3 separate regions of the Homo sapiens genome follow, and regions 1 and 3 are each linked to region 2. The links are chromatin loops, found by intact Hi-C in ENCODE. Cell type or tissue: gastrocnemius medialis. All regions are shown on one strand. Links, peaks and the distances in the headings refer to the core of each region. The heading gives the core; the rest is flanking DNA.

Region 1 (8,421 bases), core at 325-8,324, 81 kb before region 2:
TCATCCCCAAACTAATTTTCATCCAGGCAATTAGCCAAGTAAAGATTTTTCTTTAGCAGTGCTTAGGGAGGGGATAGACTTTAAGTTATCTTTGACAACTTTATGATTAATACTGAATGTATTTAACTCCTTTCTGCTGCTGTTACAGACGCATGTGCCTCCTTGGCATTCAAAATGTGCAGTTGACATATCTGCCACTCTGTAAGGACAAGCCTGGGCAGCCTTGCCAAGGGCAGCATTTTGGTTTTCCTAACTACATTTGGGTCATTTTCCCCATTTCTCCTCATCAGTACTTCTCCAGTGTCCTCTGCCCTCCAAAACTCCTGGGGATTTGTTGGTGGTCTCAGCAACTTATCCATATTTGAAGCCGTATTTACTCGCTCAGGGCCTCTCAGAGCAGCTGGCGCGGTGGGACCCATCAGGTGGTTGGCTTTATGGCCTCCTCTTTACCTCTGGCCCTGGAAAAGGTTTAGTAATCGCTAAGCCTCCATATCAAGAGTCACCTGAGGCCTTTGCCGAAGTACCCATGCCCAGGTGCATTCCACACGCTGCCCTGTGTATCCCTCTCTCCTGCTCCTGCATTTTGACTCAGTAGGTATAAGCTGGGGCTGGAAAGCGGAATTTTCTTTCATCAAGACCATTCCCATCAAAGCCTGGCAATGATAAGTAACTTATCCAGAGTCACTCTGGACAGCCTGCCAGTCAAAGGTAAAAGAGCATGTACTCTGCTTTTGTTTTCTATCTGTAGAATAAGGAAGGACCAACAGGCTCATTGGACTGTTCATTCTGGGCACAGGCAGATGGCTGTTTGGCTCATTAGTGTTTCATTTCCTGTTACTAGGGGTGGGCATTGTGTGTGGCTCCCCTGTGGTAGAGAAGGACATCGGATGAACATGTGATCTGTGTATCCAGCTCCAACCCAAAAGGTAATGAAAATGGGATCCAGTTTGTAGTTTTGTATATGGAAATAATTATCTTAATTGCAGGTACACATCAGGGGCCAGTCAGAATCTGGCATGAGAATGTCCAAAATGTAGTCTTCTGGTCAAATAGTGACAGGTACATATGTGCAAACCCATTTAAAATAATCAAAAGCTGACTTCCTGAAACTTTACCTGAAACTTTGTTATCTTTTACCAGAATATATAATGATAAGGAGTTGGGAAGATAGTTGAGAATGATGTCGTGGCCATTTGTATCATTAATCAAAAAGGTCTAGGAATTCACATTGTTTGACTGACTTTGTCTTCTATTATCTTTATCAGTTGACGTGGAGATTGCAGTATACCTCCCCAGGAACTGGTAGACGGTGGGAATGTCTAAACCAAATGACTTTTTATGCACGTGAGCAAATGTGTAAGAGTCATAATATATCTGTCTGGAACATAGTAGATTCTTAATAAATATTGGAATGAAAGTTTAATGCTTTGAAAAAGGCTTCTTTTACGTCTACTAAAGTTCTAGCTCAGGATACTGTAGTGTTTTTATTTACTTTTTTTTCCTCTTCATGAAAATCTAGACTCTTAAAATCCAGTATCTTTAGTAGATAATTTGCATTTATTTATTATCCAAGTTTTACATCTTGGCGTTTTTCCAGCAGTGATACCTCTCATGATTCTGTTCCACTGTGAGAAATTATATGCACTTAGAAGCTTTGATTTCTGGTTCATGTTAGAACTTCTCAGTACATGGCCCAGGGCTTTGGGGCTGCTGTGTCCTGGTCTGGCCATTGAGGCTCATGAAGGCTGAGGCCTCTGGGCCTGCCTCCCACATGCAGAGGAGGCAGGTGAGAGCTGGAGGGCCTCCCTGCTGGGCAAGGTGACCAGTACACAGCATTTTCCTTCCCATGAGGATTAAACAATCACTGGGAAACGTTCCTATATCTAAGGAATTATGCCTTATTAAAGGAATCTTTAGTAAGTACTCAGCTTCATGAGCAGATGATCCAAAAAGATGACTCTGAATTAAATTTTTTATTCCTGAGGGCCTTATTAAATACCAGTGCAGCGTATGAGCAACAGGGCATAGCAGCTTCTTTTGGGTGATATTATTTGGTTAAATCAATTACTAATACCAGACTACTGATTTCTTACTAATGTTTTGGTGTAGTGCAGGTAGCTGGGGATGTGGTTTGGGGTAGGAGGTGGTTAAGCCATTTTATCCCAATAGTCTGATGGACAGGAAGATGGGATTGCTGGCTGCCATGCTACCACCAGCTCACAGGGAAAACTGTTTTTAAAAACACAAAGTACGTTTCTTTACTGTCAATAAAGGACTGGCCAAGGGCTATTTCTGTTCTGAGTTAGTTCCTTTGTGGGCCCTGAAAGTCCAACAGTTCTGTGTGTGAGAGAGAGAGCAGATTAGGCAGGGATCAAAAATCAAGAATGAATTGAGGGGAACCGACAGGAAGGAAATTTGTTTCCAGACGGATTTGCTGATGGGTAGGTATTATTACTCTTTGTGAACTTTTATTTCCTTGATGAACAGATAGTCAGTTTATATCTGCATTGAATTAGTCTATAGTAGAAACATTGTAGCTTACTCTAACAATAGAGCAATTTATTTATTTAAAGTAATACACACTAATCTTCATTTACTTATATTTTGAACCAAGGCTTCTTTGTTTTATACAGGTAACCTATTAAAAGTAATATATTACATATATAGTATTTGTATAGAAAGAAGGAAATAAAATCTCCTCAATTGTCAACACCCAATGATGAAAACAAAATTTTGGAGAATTTTCTTCATCTTTTTTCTATAAATACATGGTATGTCTGTGTATGTATGTTTGTATTATATTCTGTTGATATACTGCATATACATTTTGGTGTGCTTTTATTAAAGCACATTTCATTATTTCATGGTCTTTATAAATAGTATTTTTATGCTAGAACATGTATTTATTTTACAGGAGTTGGCATATTTCTTTTCAAGAACACTGACCGGGGCAAAAGGAGGTTTATTCTTCCTGCCTGTGCAGTTCCCAGGCTTAGTGCTTGTGACTGCAGAGTCTAAAGCACTCTACATGCCGGGTCTAGCTGGAGCTGATTGAGTTTATGTTACTATTTGTTCATATTGGAAGCATCCCTTCTGTGTTAAGATGTAGAAGAAAAAGTTTATTAAATGGGATGCTGCTGCCCTATGATTGAGCTCTGCATAGTGAAAATATTTACTCAGTCTGGCTGACTTCTAGGATAATCCCTGCTACCCCATGGGCTGGCAGGAAGGAAGCTGAGCTCTGGCTTCCTGCTGGGCCTAGAGTGCTGATGTCTGGGGTTGCTGGGGTAAATTCAGACATTCTTCTACTTTACATAATTGAGATCACCCACCCACCGGTGGGATGAGGACTCTAGAGTGTGAAATTAACACATCAAGTGAATTTTATATCATGGTAGCCTTGGGCTGGTTTTTGCAAATTAAATTTTTGCCTCAGCCCTGCAAAAGCAGTATTAATTTAGTACTGGTGAAACCAAACTGTTTCCATGACACTTCTACCCTGAGAGGTGAGAGGATCGTTTTATACTAGGATAGTGAGTCTTACTGAATAAATTGTTATCTGTTTGGTAAAAACTACTATTGACTAAAAGTGATTACCCTCATAAAACTTGATGCACATGGTGTAGAAATTTAAAGAAAACATGCATAAAAACGAAGATTTAGGATCATGCATCAGCCAGGAGAAATGCCAGTTAGTTCTTCCAGAAGACTTTTATGGGAGATAACTCATTAGCTGGCAAAATTAAAAAAAAAATTTGTTTGGGGGTGCACTGAGAATGGATCTATCTCTCAGACTTGGTTGCTTTAACCAAACTCAGTAGCGGAGTATGTGACAAGAATGCCTACTTAGTAATGTACAAAACTAAATATGCTCACCATGGGAACCTGAATGCCAGCCTTTTCTCAGTGCCATATTCCCTTCCTGAAGGTAGACAGAGGTCTGCAGGTTGCCCGGCACATTTGCCATCAGAACCGTGGCCGGGGGTGGGGCACATTTACCATCAGAACCAGGGAGAGAAGTGAGTTGAACAATTATGGCTTCAGACAAGGACTGCCCAGGAGAGGACTCCCCATCTAGTGGCTGAGGGTCCTTCTCCTCTGGATGCCAAAATTTCCTCTAGGATCCTCTTTTCATGTCCCCAGTTCCTGCCCAAAACTCTCTTTAATTATGTTTTGCCATTAATTAGGATACAGTCAAATCTTACCTCGAGGCTTCTTGCTCTTTGAAGTGTAAATCTCAGTGGGTTATCTTTTCTCCTCATTTCAAGCTGTCTGGGGAGGTTTCACTGTGTGAGATAAAAGCCTATGGCAACTGGCTTTCCAAGTAGGGTTCTGTTTGAACAATGCAGCTATGACTTGTCACTTTTTCCAGCAAGGCTTTTGTTTTGGCTTACTCTCCATACAGACACTGCTTTGGTGATGTGGAATAATGATCCTTATAAAAATAATGTCTGAGTGTTTTAAATGTATGATTTATCTATGGACTGGAGATGTTACAGTCAGTGTCATGCTGGTACAGGATGTTCAGCCTGTTGACACTTCTCAGCACATGCCGGCAATGTTTCATTTAGCTGACAATCTTTTGTGTCTTCACTGTGCCAGGCATCTTGTTAGGCAGGGTGAGACAATACCACATTGACCAGGTTTCTCTGATTTCTACATCCTCAGTCTAGTGGGATAGACAAGCATGTAAATAAATAATGGTAATGTTGGGTTGTGTCTCTCAGAACACGGAATAGGGCAAGAGCTGTGGCTTGCCAGAGACAGTGAGAACACATGGAAGTCACAGTAGCTGCAGAGGAAATATTCTTTGGAATATTGGAATTTTCAAAGTACCTGGAGTTTGGGTTAACAAGAGTGAGAGAGGAAACTCACTGGCTGGGAATGGAAAGACTGGTTGAAGTCATTGTTTGGTGGGGCCTGATGTGTTGTGGGGTTAAGATAGTGAATGATTTGCATAGAAAGAAACACACAAGGAGTTTTTTTGTAACCTTTGACCAAAGTTAAACACCTACCCCTGCTGTATGTGGCTTCCACTATTGAAAAGCGCCTGAACTCTCAAGAGTCCGTTATGGCTTATCTTAATAGAGAGACTGATAACCACATTATGGGGTGCCTTAGGTAGAAGCGAATGCCAGAAATGGAGCCCAACCCCTGGCAGGCGTTCACTGTATGTTATATCTTCCTATTTGTCCTGTACGCCTGCTGAATTTGTGATAGCAATGAGACCGGATCCACAAACATTGTCACCATAACCTACTGTGGATTACACAGGCGCTGTGCAGTGTCAGCCTCTCACCTCCTATCAGTATTTTATTGAGCTGCCTTCATGAGTTTTTGTTAATCCTCTTTTGCTCACGGGACACAGGTAAAAATTTACTTTTGTTGGGTGTGGGATTTCTTCCACATGGCTTCTCTCTCCATTCTTGACTGTTGTCCCAGAGCTGGCCTGTGTCTCCTGGTCCAACGGATTGCCTCCATCCTGAAAATCTCAAAGACTGCAAAATCCTTGAGATTTTGATATCTGAATCTAAAAAATAGAGGGAAATTAAATGAGCTTTCCAAGAAGTGTGCTTTAACTTTTCCTGGGTAAATTGTCTTATCTTTTTGCAGACTTCAGTCTGACCCCAGTGTTCACTACCTTGGAGCTCTTCCATTTTTTTTTTTTTTAACTGTTTGTATGAGAGGATAAGATCCCTAGTTTTACAAAGCAAAGTTCAAAGATTCTCAAGTGTGATTGATAACAGCTCCCGAAGACACATAATTTCTTTTGGTTTTATCTTGTTTCTGTCTCTGTTTGTTTTTCCCGGATGACACACTTATCTGTCTGGTTTCTCCATATCTGAACGGGGTTTATGTGCCATTGATAGCTGCCTTTTGAATTGCGTGGATTTTGTTTCCATCCTTGTCTGTGCAGCATCAGAGCACATTTGTAGAATTATCAGCTGGTGTGTTAAACTGCACTATGGCCATACCTTATCGCTAAAGGGAGAGAAGAAGTTTTGGGTTCACTTTTTCTTTTAAAAATGTAATTGAGATAATTATTTGGTTATCTTTAACTTAAGCAACAGCAGCAGCAGCAACAACAGAAAACCTGACATGCCAACAGATGAGATAGATGTTGGGTAAATTTGAGGGGCAGGGGCTGCCAGCAAAACCCTTGATGAGAGAAGCTTAGTTGAGTTCAGTTCATTCCTCTGTAAGTTTTGTAACAGACAGAAAGGTAAGCTTTTATCACAGTGTACACATTAAACTTCTTTAAACAGCTTAGTGGATCCTGAGTTCTTGCTACAGATACTTCAGAATGTGTGCACTCATGTTATCTTTAGCAGTAATGTCATCTTTAAGGAATCCTGTGTTAGCTCTTCATGGCTCTCACCAAGTTTAGGTGATCCTTGAACTGTTGACAGTCTTCTGGGTTAACTATGGCTTGCCGTCTCTGCAAAATGCTATTCAAGGACATTGTTGCAATGTGGAGGTTGCTAGGGAAGCAACTTTTCAGTTAATACCCTTGTGAGCTAATACCTTTGTGATGGATAGATTTTTTTCTGTAATAGAGAATTTGCAGAATAGTTTTGTTTAGAAATGTTGTATTGTGCTTTCTAGGACCTAGAATGTAGAGTTCTCTATCCCCTGCTGTTCTGTCCTTTCATCCTTTCATTTATTTAGAATTTCCAAAGACTGCATAGGCTCCGTGGATCTTTTTTGAATCTGCTGATTTTTCTGTGAAGCTGATGTCATGGTCTGGACCTTTACTCTTACATATGCTAATTATTAGATTACATTTGGCTGTTGAGGCTTCCTTAGAGGGGGCTGAAGAAAGTGGATTGTTTATCAGCTGTCTGCTTTGTCTTAGACTTGGTGATACTTCAGTGAGAGCCTATATATGGTGGAGCAACTGGAGGTTCTTCTCTCTGTTAATTAGGCATTTGGTTAGTCTGTCTTGGGGAATTCTGGTTAGAAGTACACCTTGGGGAACCTGACTCCTCACTCCAGCTGGAGGTGATAAAGATCAGGGTGGGGTTATGCTGCTCCAGGTTGGCTTTAGGGGGGCAAAGCATGGCATTGTAAATAGAATTACATTCAGACTTGGCTCCACAAATACCTGCTCTCCCACTCTGGCTTCAGATTACCGGTGGAGGTGAATTGTTGAGTCTGAAAACTTTTCTCTGTTTAATTTTGGGCATGGGAGTAGTGCAGCTGAAAGATAAATAATGTTTGGGTGGTTTCATTTGTTCGAAAGAAGAGTCACTTGTTTTCTCAGAACTGCTGAGATTAGTGATGTGATTTAGAACCTAGAAGTTTTTCACATGTTTGTATTGTAACTGATTTTAAAGTAAAAGCATCTGCCAAAATTGAATAATTAATGTCCATAAGTTTGTAAACTCAATTTCTTGTTTATTTGCTTTTATTCCATGGACAGTTATTGTAAGGAAGCAAGCTAAATACTTCACGGAGAGAAAGGGACATTTAATTTTGCTAATTACAGACACAAATGTATGATGTGCAGATTCTTTCACTTAGAAATTCATTGTTGGAAGTTATTTCCTTATTGTTATTTTGATAAAAAATAATTGTACCCCTTTTAGCCTGTTAGATAAAATTAAACCAAGAAACTCCGTGGAATGCCTGGGAACAACACCCAACTTGCCAGCACAACAGCTGCAAGGCCAGGGCACACACCAAACACGGCTGATGCAGATCCCATTTCTAGAAAGAAAACATCAGCACGTGTGTGACAGTGTCAAGATATGTGTGCATAACATAAATATTGCTCTCTAGTTAAAATAAGTCGTCGTTTCATTCTTCGTGACACCAGTGTTGTTGCAAAAGCAAACTGAAGGGAAATCTACATGGTATCCTGAGAAAGACTAAAGGGAACTATTTTTAGGGTAGCATTGTGGAAAGACTTTTCCTGTTGAAGGCTTTGGAATTTGAGAGGCTGGATAAAGTAAGTTTGTTAAAACTAGGACTTTAAATGTAAATATTTTATTTCATAATCCCTTCTTTTAGCACAGCCACTTCACCATATCCTTTCCTGTAGGAGCCCTTCTTCTTTGTATTGTGTCCTGTTATTGAAGTTTCAGACTGTCCAGCCACTGATCTGCTATGTCTCTCCTATAGATTGTTCTCCATTTGTCCTTCTCTTCTGGTTTGCTCTGATGACTGCATTTAAATAATTCTAGTGCTTGTTAACATTTATCTCTGAGAGAGACAGACAGGAGATGAAGATAGAAATTTAAAACCAAATGTATCCATTTTGATTCTTAATAGTTACTCTGGTGGAAAAAATAACTTTTTAGAGATTGAAACCAGTGTTGTGGACAGATTTGTATGTTAATCTTGCCTCCTGCAGTAGTTTATAAATGTCCTGGATGGAGTCAGGGCTCATGCCTTAGGTATTTCTCATTGCCTACCATG
Region 2 (8,421 bases), core at 152-8,151:
CTTTGAAAATAACATATATGTGTTTAATAAATAGTTAAAAGGAATTTTTTTTTGGCGGGGCTGATTTATATATAACTTTTTGGATGAATATTCTCTCCATCTGTAAATTAATTTATTGGTAACTATATGTAAACACTAAGTATTCGCCTTATTCATGAAAATGCCTTTTATGAATGTCTTTTGGAGCATCTAAGAACTCTATAGGATATTTTTTCTAAAGAGTTTTCAGGTCTGTTTCTGAATTGGATATGAATATTAGAAAGACATACTACAGGGTTCAGAAAGAATATAATAAGTCCGTGAAGGTTGAATGTTTTCGTGTTTTTAAAGTAAAAATTTAGATTTTTAGATTAAAAAAAGATTAACTTAAAATGACTACTTAGAGGTTTCCCCAACAAACACAATGGAATAAATGATGTTAACAACACTGTTTCTTGTTGCTTAAAAAGTAGAGAAATAAGACTGTATAGATCAAGAATTGACAAAGAAATTGAATTCCATTTACATTTTCCTTTTTGTATATCTTTTTGTCTTCATTATCCATGTGCAAAAAGTCATTCAGAACTTTACTCCAAAATTACTTAACTATTTTATAGTCAGCAGGTTAGTTTCAATGTGTGAAACTCAATCTGAGATACTCTTATTGATAATACAGATGGAGTTTGAATTTACAAAGAATCATTCTCCTTTTCAAAAGATGAACAGTTTTATGATTAATAGGGGTTCAAATGTCATAGTTTTTTAACATATATGTCACTGGATAATATTCTGTAAGTGATCACATTCATTCTCCATATTCTTCATTCATGGGATGTATCAATGTACTTCCTGTTGAAAGAAAAAAATTAATTACATTCAGGGAAAGACATATTCAAAATAACATTTTTTGTTCTCATTTCCATATTCAATCAATCCTATTTCATTTTTCTGGGTTCTGGAAGATCAAGTGCCAAGAATAACTAAGAATTAACTGTAAAAACACACACACACACACACACACACACACACACACACACGCACACACACACACAGATGCGGCCAGGCCATCTGCCAGTTTGTCACGCCCTTCAGATAATTGCACCCAGACCTGGACCAGCTTCTCTTCTCCACTGCTCACCTGTGCACTTGGTGGCAAAAACACTTCGCTTTCAGTGGATCACCTAAATCCACACTGTGAGGGCAAGAACAGAGAAGAAAAGCGAGGAAACTAAAGGTGCAGTAGAAAGCGGTGGGGAAGGAAAGGAGCCTCTCAGTCCACAGTCCTGGAGCGGGAGTGGTAGAAACAGTGCTTGATGAAAGCTGGATGGGCAGCATCCAGATACTGGTTGGGTAGAGCTTGGTGTTTTTTGTTTTTTGTTTTTGCAACAGTAACCTTTTAAATATCGAAGCACTAATTTTGTAGCAGCTTACCTTGCTTCTGTAATTCATCTTTGTTTTCAGCTGATTCCACGGGCACGCACTCTCTCTATACCACATACAAAGACTACGAACTCATGTTCCACGTGTCAACCCTGCTTCCCTACATGCCCAACAACAGACAACAGGTATGTCCTCCCCAGCCTGGAGCTTTTTACGCTGAGTATGAAATCTGAGGTGGGCCCACTGATGATATTGATGCATGTAGAACTTGCAAAGAATCAGTGAGGGTTTTTCTTGAATAGCATTAATCATCTTTGACTCTTTGATCATTTGGAAGTATTTGGGCTTTAAAGGGCGTATTGTTGCACTTTTTTCGTATAAAACTTAGAAACTCTTCTGCACTCAGATCTATTGCTTGCTAAGCAAAATCTTTTCTCAGGAGAAACTTGTCTCAACTATATGTTAATTACGAAAAGGCCAACCGTGTTGACCTGACTTCGGTTTTTGTGTGTGGGTAAATAGCTTATTTATAGAGAATACTGTTTGCAGTTGTTACTGGTGCTATTTTCAGCTGTTCCTCTCCATTTCGTTTTTGTTGTTTTAAATGGATTTATTGGCCAAAATTTCTTGACCTTTTTAAAGAGAAAAAAATCAGAGTGCATCATGCTTTGACTACAGCCACTCAGTAAGAATTAAGAACCTTTGAAAACTTGAATGATGCATAAATCATTGTAAAATAATTTACTTTTTGGTATAACTTTGAGTCAAGCAAGTTTTTTTTGCAAAGATTACTAGAAATTATGGCCATTTTTATCTTACGCTAGAAATAGTTGAAATGCTTTGTCTACTGTGAGCTTGAGAAGACTTGGAGGATCACTTGAGATAGGAAAGGACCTACGTTTGGGATAGACGATCTATGGGATAGCTAAGGCTCCATTTCACATCTTGTTTAGAATCTTCTGGGCTCTGCCCATGTTAAGCTGAAGATTTTTTGAAGAATGTTACTGCTTGAGTTTCTGAATATTTGTTTACAGAAAGGTTTGTGAATTACTAGGATCTTATAACTGATTCATTGACATAATTTAATTTTAGGGATTTGATTGTATTTAGGTTAAATCCAGAGTTAAAGTTTGTTTTCACATTTAGGAGACAGTTCTCTGAATGTCACTTAACTGATACTCCTTTGCTCTAAATATATTAAAGCACCAAGGACTACATAGGAATAGCTCAATAGGTATTTGTCAAATGAGTGAAATTTAATTGTCACAGAGAATTTTTCCTTTTTAAAAAAGACTCATAAAAGTATATAAATTTAGTCTAATTCTGCATTTTTTCCCAAAGAGGAAACCAGCCAACTACCTCCCCTTCTCCCATCACTAGTTGGAAGAAGCCCCTTAGCCTCAGATCCTCCAGCTAGGATGAGAAAGCAGGCCTCTGACCCCCAGTCTCTTCTCATGGTAACTGCTAGCTGGATTTTCTTGCCATTTTCCATCTCATACTTATCTCAATCCCTTGTCCTTTCTGAATTTTCTAGTGTTTTCTAATAATCATAGTTCTTCCTACCACCTTCAAAAAATCTATCTCTGTATTACACATCTGTGTATTTTTAAGCATAGACTTAAAATCACTAGATCACATGTATGTATTTATGTATATTTTAACCTAAGGGATTTTAGCTCTCAAGAATTTATTTGCAATAATGCCGAGCAGATTCACTGGATCTTAAGAGGCTTAATTTAGACCAGGACAGTTGTCCAGCAAATACTTGTGAATCATTCAGTAATTAAACTCTGTGGGAGTTGTTGCTCAGAAAACTGATAGGGGTTACTCAAGCCAAGAAAATCTGTCAGTACGTTAGCAGAAATAGAGCCAGTGACTTTTGACCCCCGTCATCGAGTATTCAAACCACAAAGCCTTTCCAGTTCCCTGATTACTTGAGTCATTGGACTTCAGGCTGAATTGGCCCTGGCATTTCACATGTGGCAACCTCCAGAGATTTGAAGTCTTTGCTTTTACCACAACTCAAAACTGGCTTTCCCACCCCCTTTCATTGAAGCGTAATCAAAATCTGTAGGCATTCGAGTTTTATGTACCTGACTTCATTTCACTGAAACTAGCCTTGAAAAAATTGTATGCGCAAAAATCAGGACAGCAAAGCAGTGAAAATGTAGATGCAACTGGGGGATAGAGGAGGATGTGTGTGTGTTAAACTTCCCCAACTGGAAAGTAAAAGAAAAGTCCCTGTAAGTTGAGGCTATACATTCCAAACTCGAGAAAGCTGGGATTTGTATCTGTTTTGTTCCCTGAAGTGTCCCTGTGTGCCCAGAACAGTATCCAGAACATGGTAAGAAGTCAACAAACATTTGTTGAATGAATAATGAATGAATGAGTGAACCTTTCTTAGGAGATAGAGAATTAGGCAAATTAATGCATGTAAAGCACTTAAAATAGTTCCAGGCATGGAACTAAGTTTTAGTTGTTACTGTTTTATAATTCATTAGATATAGAGCCAGTCATATTTTGGATGACCTAATTTGCATTTTATTTTCCTGTCTCCAGTCCTAAAGATCTATTATGAAAAACTAAGACTCTGAATGGTTAAGAAAGTGAGAGACTAAATTTATCAATTATTTCAGAAAATTATTTTTTGACATTTAATATTTTGCAATCACAGGTTGTCATCAGAATGTTCTGTTTGTGGATAAATAATGCCACTTGCAATCTGGGGACATGTGTTTTCCAAATTTGTTAATGAGTTGTATTGACTCCATTTCTCTCACCCTCACCATCCATGCCCACAAATTATGTTAATACCAAAGGTAGAAATGTCTGAAATGACCAGCTGGGTTCATGAGTGCAATTTGAAGCCACAGGACTTAGCAAAGTTAACTGGCCCCTACATGAATTGTGCCTGTAACCTTGGCTTCTTACACTACAGTTGGTGACCATTTAACTGGTCCAGACTCGTCCACATCAGATCTAATTTCTTGTGTTCCTTCTTGTAATAAATCAAGCTGGATGCCAATTCCAAGATGTATTAAAAGTCTTCAGAGAGTTTACCACAGTTGCAAAAGAGCTTTAATCTTTGGAATGGTCTCTGACTCTTGCGTAGAAAAACTCACCAGACCAAAAGAATGATAAGAAACCCTGCTCTTGGAGTTATTTTCTCTCTTCAAAAGTTAAGTCCTGCAAGTCTCTCTGCATCTGTCTGGCAGTCCATCCACTTTTTCCAGGGCTGTCTTCCCCTGTGTGCTTTCCTTCTGCTTGCCCTGGAGACAAGTCATGGTTAAGCCATCGTGGGATGTCATCAGTGGGAAGAGCTTCACAAATTAGCTTTAAACTTCACTTTGGCAACGAAATTCTTTCTTCAAAGTAGTCATATAAAGTAGAGGTGCCTCAGTGCCTGGCACACAGTAACCTATTTTTTAATGTATGCGTAACATTTTAGCTGCTGTGTTGGGAAGGGGTACCTGACGCCTCGTGGAGGTATCTAATGAGTAAGACCAAGCCCCTAGGTTTCTGAGATGCTAATTAAAGGATACTGGTCTTCCTCTAGTAATGGGCTTGACACCAAAGAGGTAATGATGTTGTATTTGGGCTAAGCCTGGAGCCCTTTTCTCCATAGTGGATAGACTGATTGTAAGCTCCTGCCTTAAAGAGTTTGTGTACTTCCTTAAGTCCCTAGTTGGTGTTGCTAAGGACTCATGTAAATACTGGAACAACCTACCTCACTAAGTGCGATGAGCCTTGGGTCCTGCCTATACTTGGGTTCACCTATACATAATACTATAGAATATTTTGGAAGGATAAAATGCTTACTTAGCTTTCCATGAGTAGCTTTATTCCCAGACCCTAAGTAGGAGCATATACTTATACTATATCACAAAGATTGTTACTTAGAGTGAGGGTTGGTATTGCCTAGTGACAGAAAGAAGAAAGAGACATTTATATCTTCATAATCCTGTTATCATCTTTACTTTGTTATGAAGTCATTAAAGATCTGCATTCTTAGATTATTTTGTTTCTTCCTTTGCAAAGTGTTCAATATTTCTTAATTCGTTTGTACATTTGCTCTTGTTATTGGTAAAATATCATAATTATATGAAATGATAAATCAGTGAGAAATCCTTCAAACATTAATTAAATGTAATATCCTGTTCTTGCCCATCAGAAATGAGAACAGTTCACTAACATTCACTTTTTTGCAGGAGGTGGGTGAGACTTTTCTTTCTTTTGTATTTATGTGGTAAGGTGTATATGTTGCCCTTCCTTAGTTATTATTTAGAATGCTTTTCTACATTAACTTTTTCCGTAGGAAACTCTATACGCCTCTTAAAAATCAAGGCATAATTCTAACTACTGGTGCAAACTCTTGAGTATAGTTTATATGAGGGGATATGTGTGTTTATGTACATGCATATGTATGTATAAGTGCAAAATTAGGGCCATCTCCCTAAAAGAGGAAAAGCCAACCCTCTGGGTGAAGGGGAGGAGCTTTCCAGGCAAGAGATTAGGAACTGCAAAGTTCCTTGGGTGGGAACCAGTTGTTCTGTAGGAGGGACAAGACGCTGTCTATATGGTAAGGAGCAGGTGATGAGGTCGGAGAGGTAGGAAGGGATCAGTCATGTCAGAGGAGTCTTTGTCAGCCCCCTTTTTAGTAACAGGATTTAGATTCAAACTCAAGGACCAGGACTGAGAACTTGTGTGCGTTTAGAGAATATGGATTTGCTTCTTTCTAAAGACCTTCTCTGGAGACCTGCAGATGACCTTCCTCTTCTCTGACTCTTATGAGCTTCTGAATCATATCCCGGCTGTTCTCTTTCATGTTGTACAGCCTGCTTTCCCCCAGCATTGGGTGCAAAACAGTTTGTTTCTGTCTTACTGGGTTTAAAATAATAATTTAACAAATGAACCCATATACATAGAGGCTAGCAGATACTGTCTAATTCAGCTTTCATTTTTCACCCAAGTGTGCTGTCTGATACTTATTTTCACTTCCTGGCTTTTTTCTTCTCAGTTTGCTTTTTGAGTTTTTTCCTCTCGTTAAAATTTTTTTTTTTACTGATATATAATAGTTGTACATATTTTGGGGTTACACGCTGTATTTTGATACCTGCATACAATGTGTATTGATCACATCAGAGTAATTGGCATATCTGTTACCACAAACACTTATCTTTGTGTTGAGAACATTTCAAATTTTTTTGCAGCTGCTTTGAAATACACAATAAATTGCTGCTAATGACAGTTTCCCTACTGTACTGTCGAATAATTAGAACATACTCCTTCTATCTTACTGTATTTTTGCACTAAGTTAAAACTGGTCTTGTGAGATACTGGTTTGTTTAAGGAACTGAGGCTAAACCTACGGCCATATATGGTATTTCTGTAGCATCTATATGCTTTTGCCATGGAATTGGGTGAAGACTCACATTTTCTCTTTCCTTGTCATAACAAGAGCTTATTCCTGTTTCACAGCTGGAATCGAGTGTTAGAAATTTAGTAGAAATGACTATGTAAATCTATCTAATACAATATTTATTAACTCACTGTTGCAGTTGAAGACACTAATAAGTTGGTTCTCTTGACATCACTGAAAATTGTCATTAGCTTTACATACCTAGAAAGAAGTTCGCCCCAGAAGATGTCATTCCTACAATTCCCTCAAACAAATAGTACCGTCAGGTTTTGCCAGCCTGCGTTCGTTTGTGGTTTGCCATCCCTTTTCCCCATTCACAGACTCTGATTGTATAGAATTTCATTGACCAGTTAGAAAAAAGCATAAACTAAATACTAAAGAAAACATTTGCCTTTAAGAAGTTCAAGAAATTACTTATTTCATGTTTGACAAAGTCCTAAAACAGAAAAATGAATAATATTTCTGTTAATTTTCCAGATATTTTCTTTAGTCTCTGAAGCAAATTCAAGCATTCTATTAATGGATAGTGTTCATTTTTCTTATTATATTCTCCTTCAAAGAGCTTTAGATTTTACCCTTCCTAATGAATCTTCTTGTTCCCGCCTCCAATCGTTTATTTTTTTCTACAAAGTGCATTATGTGGCCATGGTTAAATTAACTAGACTTTTGAAAACATTTTTTGGCCCATTTTACAAAGCAAAAGAATGTGTCTAGAAAGGGACAACAGTGGTTTGGCATGTTGTCAAGGTAACCAGACTTTAACTTGTGCTTTAACTTGTGCTTTAAATAGTCCTGTGGTGAAGTATAGAATCAGACCCATCATGTTCCTTCAGGAGGAAAAGAAATTGGATAGGAATAACTGTGCAATTTGCTGTTGCAGTCTCAACAGCCATGAAGCACTGACTAACAAGGCCCTCCCTGCACCCTGTGTTTAATGGAGAGGGCTGGCCAACATGAAGCCACACCGGCAATCACTCAGGAAGTAGGAGGCGCTGAACTCACTGCCTGGCCTTGGCCAAAGTGAGCTCCATCTTTTGACAGTCTGAGAATTCCTGTGTTTCAAGGGCACTGAATAAACTAGAGTATGAACTGCTGTGTTTTGTAGTCTACAGATACATTGAACACAATGATGGGCATATTTTTAAAAACTATTCCTGATTTTTCCTTGTCTCATTACAATGCCTATGAATCATGTATTTCAATTTTTGGAGAAAAGAGTAAAGAATGTCCTTGCCAAAGATAGTTTTCACTGATTATTTACATGCATTTGAAATGGCACATTTTAAATATCTAGCAAACTTTTTAAAAACTACATATTTAAATGAGGTGGCTCATTGGGTCTGTATTATGATGTACTAATGTATGTTTCCAGACTTCACTCAGACAGTAAGATGATTTTTGTGTGTTTATAACTTTGACCATGGGGATTTAAGTAGGAATTTCTCAGCATATGAATCAGCAGTTTAACTGGCCTGTAGAAAACTCTGAAAGAATGAACATTTCATTCCCACTTTTCCAGGCCTTTTATCATGCTAAATCACAAGTCAGGGACCTGACAATGAAATCCTTTTTGTATCTGAGTTTAAAAGGCTTTAAAAGTTGAACTTAATGGTCTTTACTTGGAATATGCGCTGTAGGTGCCA
Region 3 (8,421 bases), core at 194-8,193, 140 kb before region 2:
GCTGTCTGTACATTATTAGATCAGACTCTTTTATATCTTTACTTAAGCCGGTGATGAAATTGTTAAACTGGCTGAACAACACGAAGTGTGTCTCTGGAAGCTTCCCTCGAGGCTTACAAGGAGTCACACTCTCGGTTATAGTTAACTACTAATGCTCTTCATATCTTATAACTAGCCCATATAGCTCCACCTTTCCACATGGATATCCTGAAAGAGTGTGTCAAACCTCCTTTGCTGGTTCTACTGACCAAGTTATGCTGAGTAATAATGAGTTCATTTTCAGTGTGTCCCTAGTAACGAGCACTCTCTTCTGCATATGATTAAGAAAATGTGTTAAATGACTGACTGGATTGAGACACTAGGGTCACACTGTGATCTGTGACCTCCGGAGGCCTTAGGAACTGCAGTGCTTCTAGGAAAAATCAGAATATTGTTGGACTTTCTTCAGCTTATTTTTTGGTTTGGTATTCTCTTGTGTTGAATTGCTTTCAGATAGTGGGGAAGAACACCACAGTCTCTTCCGGTTTTGTTTTAATTGGTTGATATACTTCTCTTCCTATTTTACTAATAAACATTTAGCCAAAAGGGGTGTCTTGAACTCTGCCCATTAGATTACTCCATATTTTTCACTTCTACATATTTGCTTAATCTTCTGAGAAATATCCCCATTTAGTTGAGTTCCTCAAGAAATCAGAACAGTCCGAAGTAAGCTATCTGGTAGTTTATTCAAACTCTTAAGTAAAAATATCTAGGTAAAGAGCCAGTGTTAAAAATTGTTATTGTGGAAAGTAAGAACTCCTGGGTGAATAAAAGATTATGTCTGCTGAGATGAACTATTGTGTGGAGTTTTAAAAGAAAGTTCTGGTTAATGCTTAAGACATAGTGTCCTGTGAAGTCAGCATAACTACTTTCACTGTCTTCTGGAGGTGGTTTTGATAACACATTTGGTTCCTTGTTGAACAGTGGGTATTCACATTGTTCAGGAATAGCTTTGGGATACTGTCCTCTCCGTATTGAAGTTTCTAATAAGTAATTTTAGGAATTATAGTTTTGATTCTTTGTACAGGGCAAATGCTACCTGTTTCAGGTGTTTAAATGGCCTAATGCAAGAAACAGTGGTTTCTTTTTAGCAGGTTCTCAAGGTTCTCAAACTTTTTTCAACGTGCATCCCATCTATACACAATTGTCTAAGTGTTCATGTATGTATGCGTATACATGTATACATATCTGCATGCACGTTTGTGTGTGTGTATATGTATAATATATCTGTATGTATAAACATATACTTTACTGTGCTAAGATATTATGGACATAAAACAAATGTACATTTTAAGAAGATTAATATTAAAAATAAATAGATGTAGAAGTATTTTCTCTGCATCTCAAGGGCATTTGTATCTTTGAAATGTGTGGCCCCTGTGTAGAGACCACTGTTGTACTATCACTGGTTAGAGTTTATAGCAGTTGAGAAATGGAATTTCTAGGGAGCCTGTAGGGTCTTGTGAGGCAAGCGGAAGACAAACTCCACTCTTGATGGGCCTTATATTTACTGTGTATTTATTCTTTTTCCCGAAGACATTTCTGACTTTGGCCTGTTTTCTTCCAGAATTGCTTGTGGGTCTTGGTTTGGGGTTTCATTTATTGAGGGGTAGGAGGTTAATGTAATGGCGATGCTATTCTCCTTAGAAAGTTTCTAATTGAACTCAGCTGTTTTTTTGTTTTGTTTTGTTTTGTTTTTTGAGACAGAGTCTCGCACTGTCACCCAGGCTGGAGTGCAGTGGTGCGATCTTGGCTCACTGCAAGCTCTGCCTCCTGGGTTGCTGCCATTCTCCTGCCTCAGCCTCCCAAGAAGCTGGGACTACAGGTGCCTGCCACCATGCCTAGCTAATTTTTTTTTGTATTTTTAGTAGAGACGGAGTTTCACCATGTTAGCCAGGATGGTCTCGATCTCCTGACCTCGTGATCTGCCCGCCTCGGCCTCCCAGAGTGCTGGGATTACAGGCGTGAGCCACTGTGCCTGTTCTGAACTCAGCTGTTTAAGAAGCATCATACTATCACACTCAGACGAAAGCATTCCCAGGATCAGGGTATGTTAAAAGTTCAGATTGACAGCCTAGCTCTGTCTGTATGTGATTGGCCAGAACTGTAGCACACAGCCACCCGTAGTGCAAGGAATGCCTGGCTTCCCAGCCGTTAGTGGGTTGGGAATGAGTGAGGAGAGACAGCAGGGAGCCCTGCTCTTGTATCTCCAGTAACTTCCAGCTAAACGAGCACCATCCACCCCCACCCATCCTCCTGTTCGATTTTAATAATGGAACATAAGCAGCAAACAGGCAGGGACATTTCTGGTTTACTGCTGTATTCCCTGCACTTAGGTGGTTTTTGCCACATAATAGGCTCACAGTAAACAAATATTTGTTAAAGAAATGATTGGGAGTTGTGGGTTGAACGTAAAAGAACTTCCTTTATCTTGGCTTTTGTTGAACTAAATACTGTTGAGCAAGTTCTAATCATTATTTCTATTGTACATGATCTATCTTGAACAACAGTTTATACCTCATTTATGCCTTTCCTGGGTCGTTTGAAATGACCTGTGATTGAACTCTGATATGGAACTGGTAAAAATGTGGAAGTTTCTGAAGAGGGACTGTGTTCCATCTGTTACATCAAGAACTTTATAGCCCCATTCAGAGGGGTGTGGTTCCTGGGAGCCTGGGCACCCTTAGGTGGCCGCCTTTCATGAGAGAGTATGATTCACACCTTTCCCAGGTTTCAAAGTCTCATCTGTGCTGATGCCTGCATAGCCCTATTTGAATCCCATGAGGCTGCAGTTGACTTAAAAGCCCTGGCTGGGGCTTAATCAAGCTTACTGAACAGAAAGGATTTCTGAATTGTGTAGTACTGTCTGTAGTCCTTTAGCTCTCAGTCCATTAGCAGGGTTCATTTCTACAGGAAATCATGATGTTTAAAAACCCCATCAGTATTGTATAGTGCATCTTTTGTTGACTCAGTACATGAGGATATTATTTATGCCTTAAATGTGGTAGGTGCTCAGTAGCCATAGTCTTAATTTTATATGGTAAAAGTCTTTTATCTTTAATATCTTAACGTAGTGCTAGTTCTTATAATATGACATTAGAGGGATGTCATTCTAACTCCTATTTGTTTACATTTGTGTATAAGGTATGCTGTGATAAGTGCTGTAAGCAAGGCATACATGATAGTAGAAGCATCCAATTTATCAACCAATTTTATTTGAGGATCGTTGTAACTCATTTGTTTGGAATAATAGGTCATTTTTCCCATTTAAAATGTTTTAATTTGGGCATAGTGGCTCATGCCTGTAATCCCAGTGCTTTGGGAGGCTGAGGCAAGGATTGCTTGAGCCCAGGAGTTTGAGACTAGCCTGGACTGCAAAGCAAGGCCCCATCTCTACAGAAAATTTTAAAATGAGCCGAGTGTGGTGGTGCACACCTGTCGACCTAGCCACTGGGGAGGCTGAGGAGGGCCGATCCCTTGAGCCCAGGCGTTCGAGGTTACGGTGGGCTGATCGTGCCAGTGGACCCCAACCTGTGTGACAGAGTGAGACCCTGTCACAAAAAAAAAAAAATGTTTTAAATGACAAGAATAAGTGAAGGAGACTAATGTTGATTTATGAAGAGAATAAAGAATTGGGGAGAGATATTCTTAAAGGCGAGTGTAAAATGTTACCGTGCTTGAACTTTCATTTGTGTTCTCTCATGTATACTTAACGAGAACCTTATAAGGCTGGTGGGATTTTTTTCCCTTTTACAGATACAAAAACTAAGGTTTAATGAAAGTGTGGTTTTCTGAATCTGAGTCCTTATGTTTTAAACCCATTTCTCTTGGTTCCAGCTATAGTGTTCTTTATTCTACAGCTCACTTGTAAGGTATGGTAGGTTTCAATAAATCATGATGAAAGGAAAGAATGAAAAGACAGAAAGGAAGAAGGGAGAGAGGGAGGGAACTAAAGAAGGTGTGTGCATATAAGAATGGCGGAATTACCGACTCACTATCACTGAAAGGGGGAAGTGGAGGCTGAGGGTTGGGCTAATGAGCTCATTGTTCTGGTCTAAAAACTGCCCTGTTCTCTCAGCCAGTGAATTGTCTGTTATTAACTAGAAATTTTGTAATTTGTGGTGAGGTAGCAGTTTTACTGATTGAATCAGGTTATATATTCTTTGTTGGGAAGTGAGTGGGTCCTTCTGTGATCATGCAGAGAACATTTTTTTTAGCCCGAGTCTTTGCCAAGATTAAAAGAAATATAAGAGGAAAACAATTTTTGTTTTGCATTTATATTTTGCTAGATTTGCATAATCTTTGTTTAAGCCAGTTGAATGTGAATCCCTAAATACATTTCAGGCATTTAAATATTTAAAAGGATTCATCCACAGTACTTTACTCACCCAAAGAATAAGTGCTTACAACAAAGAAAATAACACCCTTGCAGATGTAGCCTATGTAGACTTTGTTCACCTTGTCATTGAATTATACAACATTAATAGAGAAGCTAGAATTTGAACATTCACTGAAATGCTTAGCTGGCTCTGTTCCAAAATATTGTTTCCCTGGTAGAGAAAGCAGGACAATTTGTTTAAAACTGGCAGTTTGCCAGTCAGAATAGCTCTGACGCAATCATTGCAGTAACTACTTTGCTCTGACTGCTAATTTTAGGGCAGTTAAATCTGGGTGATGTCTGATGGCTGCTGTCGCTGTGCGTCTGGTTATGTGAAGCTTTCTAAATTCATCCTCTTAGCTTGGCACCGTAACTTAGTTCTTTCTGAGATAAGCTGTGGAGCAGAGGGGATGTTGAGTCGGCACAGGATATGTGCATGGAATGAGGAACAAGGCCCTAGGAGAGTTTCAAGAGACACTGCTTTCATCTTACTACGCTCTTTGTTATTCCAATAGCAAAGGCTTAGCACATCTGTACTTCCCTTGCTGTAGCACCCTGGGAGGTGTTGAGGAAGGTGGAGAGAAGTGTACATCGAGACACCTACCTTCATGGAACAGGGTTCTGGCAATATGCACTTGCTTTCCTTGTCATCCCTGCAAGCATTAGTGTGTTTAAAAGTGAACTTTTATCTTCTTCCTTTTTGGAACAGGTAAAACTACGGAGAAAAATGGTAATTTAAAAAAATCTGGCCGGGCGTGGTGGCTCATGCCCATAATCCCAGCACTTTGGGAGGCTGAGGCGGGCGGATCATGAGTTCAGGAGTTCAAGACCAGCCTGACCAACATGGTGAAACCCCGTCTCTACTAAAAATACAAAAATTAGCCAGGCTTGGCAGCGCGTGCCTGTAATCCCAGCTACTCAGGAGGCTGAGGCGGGAGAAACGCTTGAACTCGGGAGGCGGAGGTTGCAGTGAGCTGAGATCGCGCCACTGCACTCCAGCCTGGTGAGAGAGCAAGACTCCATCTTAAAAAAAAAATCTATTTGGAGCATTTAAGAGCAGAGTAGAATATCCTGCTATTGCAGATGATACAAGTGGGATAAGGGGTTCTTCCATGGCCTTGTCTAACTCCCTCAGCTTTCTGGGGCAGTGACTATAATCCAATTTTAAAATAAGGATGTGGGACCATGCCATCTTGAAGTCTTTTTAAATGCTGGCATTCTAAGATTTCCAAGTTAACAGGGGCACCCTAGGGTGTGAGACCCCTGAGGACAGGGATCTTGTCCTTCCATCCCTTCCATCCCGTCCTGGGTAGCTGTCAGGCAGAGTCAGCAAATTAACTGACTCTTAGAATTTAGTCCTCGGAGGGACTTTGAGTGTTCTTCTAGTTAAACTTCCTGATGTTACTGATTCAGAACTATCAGAGGGCATGATTTAATCACTAGAGCTATTGTGTAGTAGCATGGGCTACCTTATTAGGTGATGAATGCACTGCCTTCTTAGGTGATGAACTAACTAACTTGGGCAGAGTTGATGGCTATGTGTCAGGTGTATTAGAAAAAGATTCCTGTGTAAATGAGACCATATGATAGATGGGCGCTACAGCTTCTTTCAGATGAAAGACTGTGTGGTTAGCTGAGAATAAGGTGGGTTTGCATGGTTAGGAAAACATTCAAGGAAGATAGAACTTGAGTTAAGCTTTGGAAAATGGTTAGGATTTGAGTTTTTGTTGAGGGCCTCTTGTGTGCAGGGAAACTGTAGGCCCTCTCCAAGACCAGAAGATACATACAGAACACTCTCAGTTGTTCCTTTGATCACAGTACTATCTCTATTAAAATGATCTGCTTAAATACAAACTCATCTTTTTGCCTGGTTTAGGTTTTGCAACTCCAGAGATGCATTTTATTAACAAAAGCAACATTAAGGAGAAGTGACGGACAGTATTTTCAAAGTGGTGATAATTACTTTGTCTATCACGTAAGATGGTCATTATGTTTTTTTTCCTCACTGTAATTTACTGAAGGTTATAGACTGTGTCATAAAACTAAAGGAAAAATTACTTTGGATATACAGAGATATAAATGACGTTTTGGTATAAAATTACTGAATTCATTTCAGTTAGTTGACAGAATATACACATAGTATTATATTTGCAACTCAAGGTCATGTGTTTTGTTTTGAGACTTTATACTTAGGAATATATAACTTGATAATTGATACACTGAAGTGATTTATTTTAAAATTATGCGGAGTAACAAGAGTTTTTTTTTTTTTTTTTGAGATGGAGTCTCACTCTGTCCCTCAGGCTGGAGTGCACTGGTGCAATCTTGGCTCACTGCAACCTCCGACTCTTGGGTTGAAGCGATTCTCCTGCCTCAGCCTCCTGATTAGCTGGGATTATAGGCGCACGCCACCATGCCCAGCTAATTTTTGTATTTTTAGTAGAGACGGGGTTTCACCATCTTGGTCAGGCTGGTCTCGAACTCCTGACCTTGTGATCCACCCGCCTTGGCCTCCTAAAGTGCTGGGATTACAGGTGTGAGCCACCGCGCCCAGCCACAAGAGTTTTAAACTGAGGCGACATTAGGAAGGATGTCTGTGGACAAAAAGAGCTCGCCTCGCCTGAGCATCCCTTCCGCCCCCAGGTCTCTGGGGTGTTGTTCGTTTGCTGCTGATGCTCCCTTCCTTCAGTCCACTTCCTATCTTATGTCTCATGAACTAACAGTAAGTGCTGGGTAAGATTTGCGTTCTGCTTTAAACTTCTGAGATTTATTTAAACCAGTAAATCTCAGTGTAATCACCATATACTTTCCCCCAACGTTTTATCATGCAAATTTGCAATCTTACAGAAAAGCTGAAAATATTGTGTGGTGTAGTGGACACCTCTGTACCCACCTCCTGGATCCCACAGTTGTTAGGTCTGGCTTTATTTGCTTTATAGATGTCTCTCCGTCTTCTACCCATCCATCAATCCATTTTATTTTTTGGATGCATTTCAGAGTAAGTTGCACACTTTTTACACTTTTATCACTAAACACTTCGGCATGTATATTGTAAACGAGTTAAAAAGTTTTACATTTTTTGAAGTAAAAGGTATAGAGTGAAATGCACAAATCTTAAGTGTATCATTCTGGGAGTTTTGATAAATGCATACACCCATATGGCCCATACTTCTATTAGGATGTGAAATGTTTCTCCCACTTCTGAAAGTTCTCTGATGTCCCTGCCCGGTCAACTTACTCTTTTTGTTTCCCACCTTTATCTGAGGCAACCTTTGTTCCTTTTTTTTTTAGGGCCATTGATAAGTTTTGCATGTTCTTGCATGTGATGTAAATGGAATCATGCAGTATGCACTCTTGTGTATAAAGCTGCTTTCAAAATTCAGCATAATTTATTTATTTTTACTTTGTTGTATACTTTATATGACCACACTGGGTTTTCTTTGCCTTCATCTTGATCACATGACCTTTTCAGAGGTCATATCCATTTGTCAGATGATTTTAGGAGCAATTTCTGTCAGATATTTATGTATTTATCTTCAGTCACATCTCAACTTCCCTTTTCCTTACAGGGGTGTGATTTTCCTATCTGATTTGGCAGTTTCCCCACTGGGTCTCATCTTACATCCCACCCATTCATTCTGGAGATGAGGTGCTTCTTTTGTTAGTTGGCTGACACTTGCTGCGGGCCTGGCTCAGGCCAGCTCACAGCATTGAGCTGAGCAACTTTGCTTCTGAAGAGATGGATCCTGACATATTACTGGTTTATTTGTATCTGATACTTAGAAAATTTTAGGTGAATGGAAATAAATCTGTTTATCTTTGCAAAACTGAGGAATTATTTCTAATTAATTCAAATTATTTCCAATTATTTCAAATGCAACAATTATTAAAACTAAAAAAATTTCCTGAGTTCAGTTTTATGATAATATGTGAAGGAGACTAATCAATTAGCCCTGAAAAAATACAGATTTTCAATCACTTATGCTGAAGAGAACTGGCTGGCA

What was found. A loop is a pair of places that touch in the nucleus more often than their neighbours do. Peaks named below come from ENCODE experiments on the same cell type or tissue, not always from the same donor. Only the 100,000 strongest peaks of a DNase experiment are listed, where the experiment ranks them.
Region 1: a loop joins it to region 2, with 2.2 times the contacts of the local background. A loop is called at or near these places in 5 of 110 quality-filtered maps.
Region 3: it touches region 2 in a loop (2.5-fold over the local background); 30 of 110 quality-filtered maps call a loop at or near these places.

What each region holds. Positions count from the first base shown.
Region 1 is chr1:232,553,974-232,562,394 of GRCh38, reverse strand. All of the region lies in intron 2 of SIPA1L2 (signal induced proliferation associated 1 like 2), which reads left to right. Among named protein-coding and RNA genes, the nearest start is that of SIPA1L2, 72 kb to the left of the region's middle. RefSeq lists an enhancer at 5,941-6,512 and a silencer at 6,818-7,112. In gastrocnemius medialis, for the core only: no CTCF peak of the experiment used is centred there; no DNase peak of the experiment used is centred there.
Region 2 is chr1:232,472,750-232,481,170 of GRCh38, reverse strand. It overlaps SIPA1L2 (signal induced proliferation associated 1 like 2), which reads left to right. Exons shown (of 23, transcript NM_020808.5): 7 at 1,441-1,544. Among named protein-coding and RNA genes, the nearest start is that of SIPA1L2, 150 kb to the left of the region's middle. RefSeq lists a silencer at 2,639-2,841 and an enhancer at 6,407-6,576. In gastrocnemius medialis, for the core only: no CTCF peak of the experiment used is centred there; a DNase peak (open chromatin) is centred at 3,270; H3K27ac peaks cover 757 bases.
Region 3 is chr1:232,616,926-232,625,346 of GRCh38, reverse strand. All of the region lies in intron 1 of SIPA1L2 (signal induced proliferation associated 1 like 2), which reads left to right. Among named protein-coding and RNA genes, the nearest start is that of SIPA1L2, 9.0 kb to the left of the region's middle. In gastrocnemius medialis, for the core only: no CTCF peak of the experiment used is centred there; a DNase peak (open chromatin) is centred at 4,676; H3K4me3 peaks cover 447 bases; H3K27ac peaks cover 479 bases.